Regions from separate parts of the Homo sapiens genome. Here region 2 is linked to region 1. The links are chromatin contacts, found by Hi-C or POLR2A ChIA-PET in ENCODE. All regions are on one chromosome and are shown on one strand. The core of a region is the stretch at or near the end of the contact, and the rest is flanking DNA. Distances in the headings are between cores, read along the strand shown.

What was found. Hi-C counts contacts between places; a loop is a spot of excess contacts on that map. ChIA-PET counts read pairs that join two places held with the same protein, here RNA polymerase II (POLR2A). Pooled maps may share reads with other maps.
Region 2: a loop to region 1 is called in a map of mammary epithelial cell, with 4 times the contacts of the local background. The contact joins two enhancer-like sites. A Hi-C loop is called at or near these places in 1 of 168 maps with a recorded cell type or tissue (mammary epithelial cell) and 2 of 50 pooled maps. POLR2A ChIA-PET finds 5 or more read pairs at or near these places in 1 of 52 experiments (A673).

The regions. Positions count from the first base shown.
Region 1 is chr17:66,271,597-66,275,010 of GRCh38, reverse strand. No RefSeq gene overlaps it. Among named protein-coding and RNA genes, the nearest start is that of PRKCA, 29 kb to the left of the region's middle. Within about 2 kb of position 1,835, at least 5 of the 41 ENCODE cell types and tissues checked have a DNase peak (open chromatin) inside an H3K27ac peak, as active enhancers do.
Region 2 is chr17:66,903,370-66,906,783 of GRCh38, reverse strand. No RefSeq gene overlaps it. Among named protein-coding and RNA genes, the nearest start is that of CACNG4, 60 kb to the left of the region's middle. Within about 2 kb of position 1,588, at least 15 of the 41 ENCODE cell types and tissues checked have a DNase peak (open chromatin) inside an H3K27ac peak, as active enhancers do.

The DNA.
Region 1 (3,414 bases), core at 586-3,085:
ATTTTTGGTAGAGATGGGGTCTCACTATGCTGGAGTTGGAGAACTCCTAGGCTTAAGCAATCCTGCCTTGGCCTCCCAAAGTGTTGGGATTACAGGCGTGAGCCACCATGCCAGGTGAGGTCTAGAATTTGAGGCCAGCCTGGGCAACATAGTGAGACCCTGCCTCTACAAAACACTTTAAAAATAATTAGCTGGGCATGGTTGCCTATGCCTGTAATACTAACTACTCAGGAGGCTGAGGTAGGAGGATTGTCAGAGCCCAGGAAGTCCAGGCTGCAGCCGGATGATGGAGCAAGACTCTGTCTCTAAAAAATTTTTGTAAATAGGCCAGGCGCAGTTGCTCACGCCTGTAATCCCAGCACTTTGGGAGGCCGAGACGGGCAGATCACGAGGTCAGGAGATCAAGACCATCCTGGCTAATGCAGTGAAACCCCGTCTCTACTAAAAATACAAAAAATTAGCCAGGCGCGGTGACGGGCACCTGTAGTCCCAGCTGCTTGGGAGGCTGAGGCAGGAGAATGGCGTGAACCCGGGAGGCAGAGCTTGCAATGAGCCGAGATCGCGTCACTGCACTCCAGCCTGGGTGACAGAGCAAGACTCCGTCTCAAAAAAAAAAAAAAAAATTGTAAATAATAATGATTTAAAAAAACATTCAGGCTCTTTCTGATACTTATGCATGGTCTAATGAATTCCCTTTCTTCTTGTTTGTGCAATGGCTGTCTCTAACACAAGGTTTAGACTTTTGAATACTTTTTTTTTTTTTGCACAGATACCGTTTCTTTTTCTTGTTTAGACACAGGATCTTGCTCTGTCACTGTCACCTAGGCTGGAGTGTGTAGCTATCACAGCTCACTGCATCCTCCAACTTCTGGGCACAAGGGATCCTGCCACCTCAGCCTCTTGAGTAGCTGGGACTACAGTTATGTACCACCCAGGCCCAGCTACACTTTTTAAAGAGATGGGGGTCTTGGTACATTGTCCAGCTGGTCTAGAACTCCTGGACTCAAGCAGTCCTTCTGCCTTGGCCTCTCAAGGTGCTGGGGTTGCAGGCATGAGCCACTGTGCCCAGCTTTTTGTTGTTGTTGTTTTGTTTTCGTTTTGTTTTGAGAGACAGGCTCTATCTCTGTCTCCCAGGCTAGAGTGCAGTGGCATAATCATAGCTCACTATAGCCTTGAATTACTGGGCTCAAGCAACCCTCCTGTCTTAACCTCCAGTGTAGCTAGGAATTTAGGTGTGTGGCACAACACCTGGCTGATTTTTAATTTTTTTATATAAATGGAGTCTCACTATGTTGGCCAGGCTGGTCTCAAACTCCTGGCCTCAAGCAATCCCCCTGCCTTGGCCTCCCAAGGTGCTGGGATTACAACCTTGATCCACCATGCCTGACCAGCACAGATAATTATTAATGATTGTTTCATACTCCAGATGTCAGCTTGCTTTGCAAAAATGTAGCAGTATCTATTATGTTCTTTGTAAAGATACGAGTAATAAAAGCTCACACTGCAAAATTTTCACAAATGTAATTTCATTTATTCTTCACCAAAGCCTTATTTTGTGGATCAGAACATTGAGGTTCACTGCCATCATGACTGATTTTCTAATTGTTATGATATCCTTCTGGAAAGGTGGGGTTTTTTTTTGCTGTTATCGTACATCTCAAGGGCCTTTAATGGGATGAGTGACTCACTGTAAAGTTTGTAAGTTGGGTGACTTTATCACTGACATCCCTCAGGAACAGCCACAAGAAGTAAATGGGGGTGGATTTTTAGTGTTTGCCACTGACACATTCTTAGTTTTAGCCAAAAAAAAAAAAAAAAGAAAAAGAAAAAAAGAAAAAGCTAAAGCAACTCATTACACAAGAATGCCGCCCCGTCTTGGACTCTCCTCTTCAACAAGGATGATTCCTGCCCTGTAAAATTACATTGTAAGAAACGTGTCAAAGATGAAAAAATTTGGAAGCATGTTCAATCAATAAGATTGCTGGAAAGCAAATGGAAATTACATTCTATCCAGGGAAAAGGAGAGCCAGCCACCTGCCAGAAATGGAAAGTTCACAGGACTGAAAAATAGCATCTGGCTTCCTTTGCAGTAGAATGTGGAGCCAAAAAGATACTTTCACTTAAAGGCAGTTAGGAAATTACCAGTTTGCTGTGAAGAGCACTGACCAGAGGGTGGGGAGAGGTGACAGAGGACAGCCACTGGAATCGGAGGAACCTGGCTGCTGATCTGGGCTCCTTCACTTCTGGGATAACCCCAGGCAAATTATCAACCTCTCCGGGCTGTTGTGGGAATTAAACAGAATAATGCATACAGGGCCCCTGTTAGCATCATATGCATCTAACATGCTAGTCCTCTTCCTCCACCCGTTGGGATCACCTTGTGACTTTCACCTTTTTTTGGTTGCTGTTGTTATTTGGTTTTTCTTAGTTTACATCAGACACCTTGTGCAGTGGGCGCCATCTCCCTTTATGGAAGGTGAAGAGGCCTCATGCTTCTTGCCTCTGACACGTGAAGAACAGGAACACGAACAGGCCTGAACTCTTATGCACTTTCATATCTTTTTGTTTTTTTTTTTTTTTTTTTTTTTTTTGAGGCAGGTTCTCACTCCGTCATCCAGGCTGGAGTACAGTGGCACAAACTCGGCTCACTGCAACCTCCGCCTCCTGGGTGCAAGCAATTCTCCTGCCTCAGCCTCCTGAGTAGCTGGGATTATAGGTGCCTACCACCATGCCTGGTTAATTTTTTTGTATTTTTATTAGAGACGGGGTTTCACCATGTTGGCCAGGCTGGTCTCGAACTCCTGACTTCAAGTGATCTGCCTCCCTTGGCCTCCCAAAGTGCTGGGTTTACAGGCATGAGCCACCGTGCCTGGCCGAACTTTCATATCTTCATTTGGATTGCCTGAAAGCAGAACAACAGGCAAGGGCATGGGTGTCGGGAGTTTATTTTGGGAGTCATCCTAGGGAGCAAGGCTGTAGGAGTGAGGAAAGTGAGATGTAAAAGGAGGTGGCAACAATGAAGGCTGTCTTGCTGAGCTTCTCAGTGTGGACACTGGAGCTCCATCCATCCTGTTGGGGACCATCTGATGAACAATATAGAATGAATCTCACAGTTACTCTTAACGGAAGCCTAGAGCAATTTCACTCCTGGTCATGTACCCAAGAGAAATGAAAACATATGTCCACACAAAAACTTGTATATGAATATTTATAGTAATGCTAGTCATAATAGCTAAAGGTGGAAACAACCCAAATATGTCCATCAACTGATGAAGGGATAAATAAAATGTGGTATATCCATACAGTGGAATATTATTCAGCCATAAAAGGGAATGAAGGTTTTTTTGTTTTGTTTTGTTTTTTTGAGACAGAGTCTCGCTCTGTCATGTAGGAGTGCAGTGTGTGATCTTGGCT
Region 2 (3,414 bases), core at 339-2,838, 630 kb before region 1:
CCATTTTCTGAACCTAATCACAACCCTTATTGTTAATGGAGTCCACAAATGTCCCCTGCCATTCATGTCTCAACCCAAATGTCACGTCTTCAGGCCTCCCCTGAGTCTCCTCCACCTGATCCCATTGCATCTTCATCATTGCACTACGCCTGTGATGGGTGTGTGTTCTGTGGTTCTTGCATTCCATCCTCTCATCCCCACGCCAGAAGATAAGCTCCTCAAGGGCCGGGGCTCTGCCTAGAACAGCCTCTGGCATGCAGTAGCCACTCAATAAATATCACTCAATGGCGGAGTGAGTGACCCTTCAACGAAAACTCAGTTGCAGGCGGCACGCAAATTGTGCCAGGACGGAAATTAGGTCAGACAAATCTTATTCCAAATCTGAGGATCCTTCACATGTTGGCCTCCTGGTTTGGGGCAAGTTATTTGGATTCTCCAAGACTCTGTGTTCTCATGTAAGCAGTTGGGGAAAATAGCCACTGTTTCATCAGGCCGTTCTCTACCTGGTAGAGAAAGACATTAGGCCCTTGTGAACTGGTCTGTCTGGATTGGGAGAAGTTTGGAGTTGACCGTTTTTGTTGTTGTTGTTGTTGTTTTCTTTGAGACAGAGTCTCACTCTGTCGCCCAGGCTGGAGTGCAATGGTGCGATCTTGACTCACTGCAACCTCCGCCTCCTGGGTTCAAACCATTCTCTTGCCTCAGCTTCCCAAGTAGCTGGGATTACAGGCAACTGCCACCATCCCTGGCTAATTTTTGTATTTTTAGTAGAGACGGGGTTTCACCATGCTGGCCAGGCTGGTCTCGAACTCCCGACCTTAGGTGATCTGCCTGCCTCGCCCTCCCAAAGCGCTGGGATTACAGGTGTGAGCCACCACACCTGGCAGGAGTTGACTGTTTTTATGAAAAACCGTGCTCATCACCCCTGCCCCCTTTAAAAAATGCCAAGTAACGGGCACAACAGTTATCGCCTGCATTTTCACCCCAACCATAGCCTCCACCCCTTATGTTCTTCCACTCTCCTGCTTGCTATCCTGGGCTCCTCTTAGTTTCTCAAGCCCACCTCAGAGCCTTTCCCATGACAGTCCCATGAAATCCTCTGTCCAAGACCTTTCCTTGGGGAGCCCTCACTCATTCATCCAGGACTGGGCTTAAGCATCATTTCCTCAGGGAAGCCTTCCCTGACCACAGACCCCACTGGTCAGCAAACCCTTTAGGTCCCCTGTTCAAATTCGTATTTATTTACTCAATGTCTAGCATTCCCATTATTTGTTGAGTGATAACGTGCTGGTGGAAAATATCTCAACGTTGACGTGGTTTGGCTTTTAGCCATGGACAGGCTCCAGGGCGCCAAGATGGGCTGCATCAGAACAGCGGGGGAGTTTGCTCTGCCCCAGAATATGCCAGAACCTGCCAGAGCCTGCATCTGTGCACTGAGGGTTTCCATGCCAACCAGCTGGGCCCTAGTGAGGGGCACTTGATTCCCTAAATGGCCCCCCAAGTCAATGACAGGTGTGCCTCTCTGAAGTCGGGAAACTTGTTTTGAAGTCATGGCTGGTGAATTCATAGAGCTGGATCTTTACTGTTTAGAAATTCATTCTCAAAGGCAGAAAGACTACAGGAAGTGAGCAGCACATTCCCAGATCCAGGGGCAAGAGCTGAAAAAATGGGAACTCTGCCAGCAGTAACTTGCTATCAGCGAGTCCTCTCCCACAGTCCCAGACACAGGGGCTCAAACCCTGTGCCCGGGGCCTGCCCCCTCCTGGCCTCTCCTTCTGTCATGGCCCTTCTCTGACCCCTTCCTTGTTCTTAGATTGTACTGGCACTAAGCGAAAGCTTTTGGAGGCGATTGCTAGATTCTCCACATTTTTCTTCTCCTTAGCTAGAGAAGGTGAAATTTCCTAATGATCTACAATGTTCTCTGGCTACAGCCATGCCTCTGTACATGTTTGTAGCTTAATTATCAGCCAGAGCCTCCTGATGGCAATGTCCTCCCGGTGGGACACACCTGCTCTGCATTCAGAAGCTTGGCATTTGGGGTGTGTGTGTGTGTGTGTGTGTGTGTGTGTGTGTGTGTGTATTGCAGCTATCTTTTTTTTTCCCTAAAAATTTTCTGTCCAGGTAAGTGTGTTTGAACTGCAGTGGGTTTTTGGTGTTTCTTCTTTTAAAAAAATCGATTTAATTTTAATTATCTTTGGTTAATTTTAATCATCTTTGGGGCTTCTGTTAGTCCTCTGGCACTGCTGCAACACAGTACCATAGTCTGGGTGGTATCTAAACAACAGACATTGTTTCTCGCAGTTTTGGAGGCTGGAAGTCTGAGATCAGGGTGCCTACGTGGTCCGGGGCTGCTAAGGGCCCTCTTTCGGGCTAAAGACGGCTGGCTTCTCTTTGTATTCCCACTTGATGGAAAGAGGGGTCCATCTTTGGGGTCGCTTTAATAAGGGCAGTAACCCCATTCGTGACCCAGTTGCCTGCTAAAGGCTCCATCTCCTAACACTGTCACACCAGGGGTTAGGATTTCAACACAGGAATATTGCAGGGACATTCACATTCAGTCCATTGCAGGCTCCTCTCCCAGAGGAAATCCCCTTCTCTCATAGAGCACGTACCAATGACTTCAACCAAGAAGCAATGTAGGAATGGCCTCTCTTTCTGTCAAGGCGTCTATGTGTGGGTCCATGCCGGCCGACTTGCATCCCTCCCCTCTGCCCTCACTGCTGCCCCCAGGAGCTGGGCCAAGATTGTCCCGGGGATGATTCCCCCTCTCCCCAGACTCCCTAGGGTGTGGCCTCTGAGCCTGGCCATGAATGCTGCCATTGCCTCCCTCTGCCTTTTGAGGACACCAGGAATCGGCGGGCGGGGCTTCTGTGTTCTGAGTGGGCAGAGGCAGGTGACGCTGCTTCATGCCATCCCTGCCCTCTGCTCCACGCCTGCCAGCTCCAGAACCTTTCCTGACTCCCCTCCACCATCCATCTATCCACCCTATGGCCTCTGCTTAGTCTCTGCTCTTGCTCAGTTCTTTGAGTCAAAGCGTCCTGCTGGATTCTGGATTTCCTTTCCAGCTTCCCATTCTGCAGCCTGAAAGCCTTGATGTGATTAGGCTTTATGTCCCCACTCAAATCTCATCTTGAATTGTAATCCCCATAATCCTCACCTGTCAAGGGAGAGACCAGGTGGAGGCAATTGAATCATGGGGGTGGTTTCCCCCATGCTGTTCTCTGATAGTGAGTGAATTCTCGCGAGATATGATGGTTTTATAAGGGGCTCTTCCCCCTCGCTCGGCACTTCTCCTTTCTGCCCGCCTTGTGAAGAAGGTGCCTTGCTTCCCCTTTGCCTTCCACCATGACTGTAGGTTTCCTGAGGCCTCCCCAGCCATGCTGAACTGTGAGTCAATTAGACCTCTTTCCTTTATAA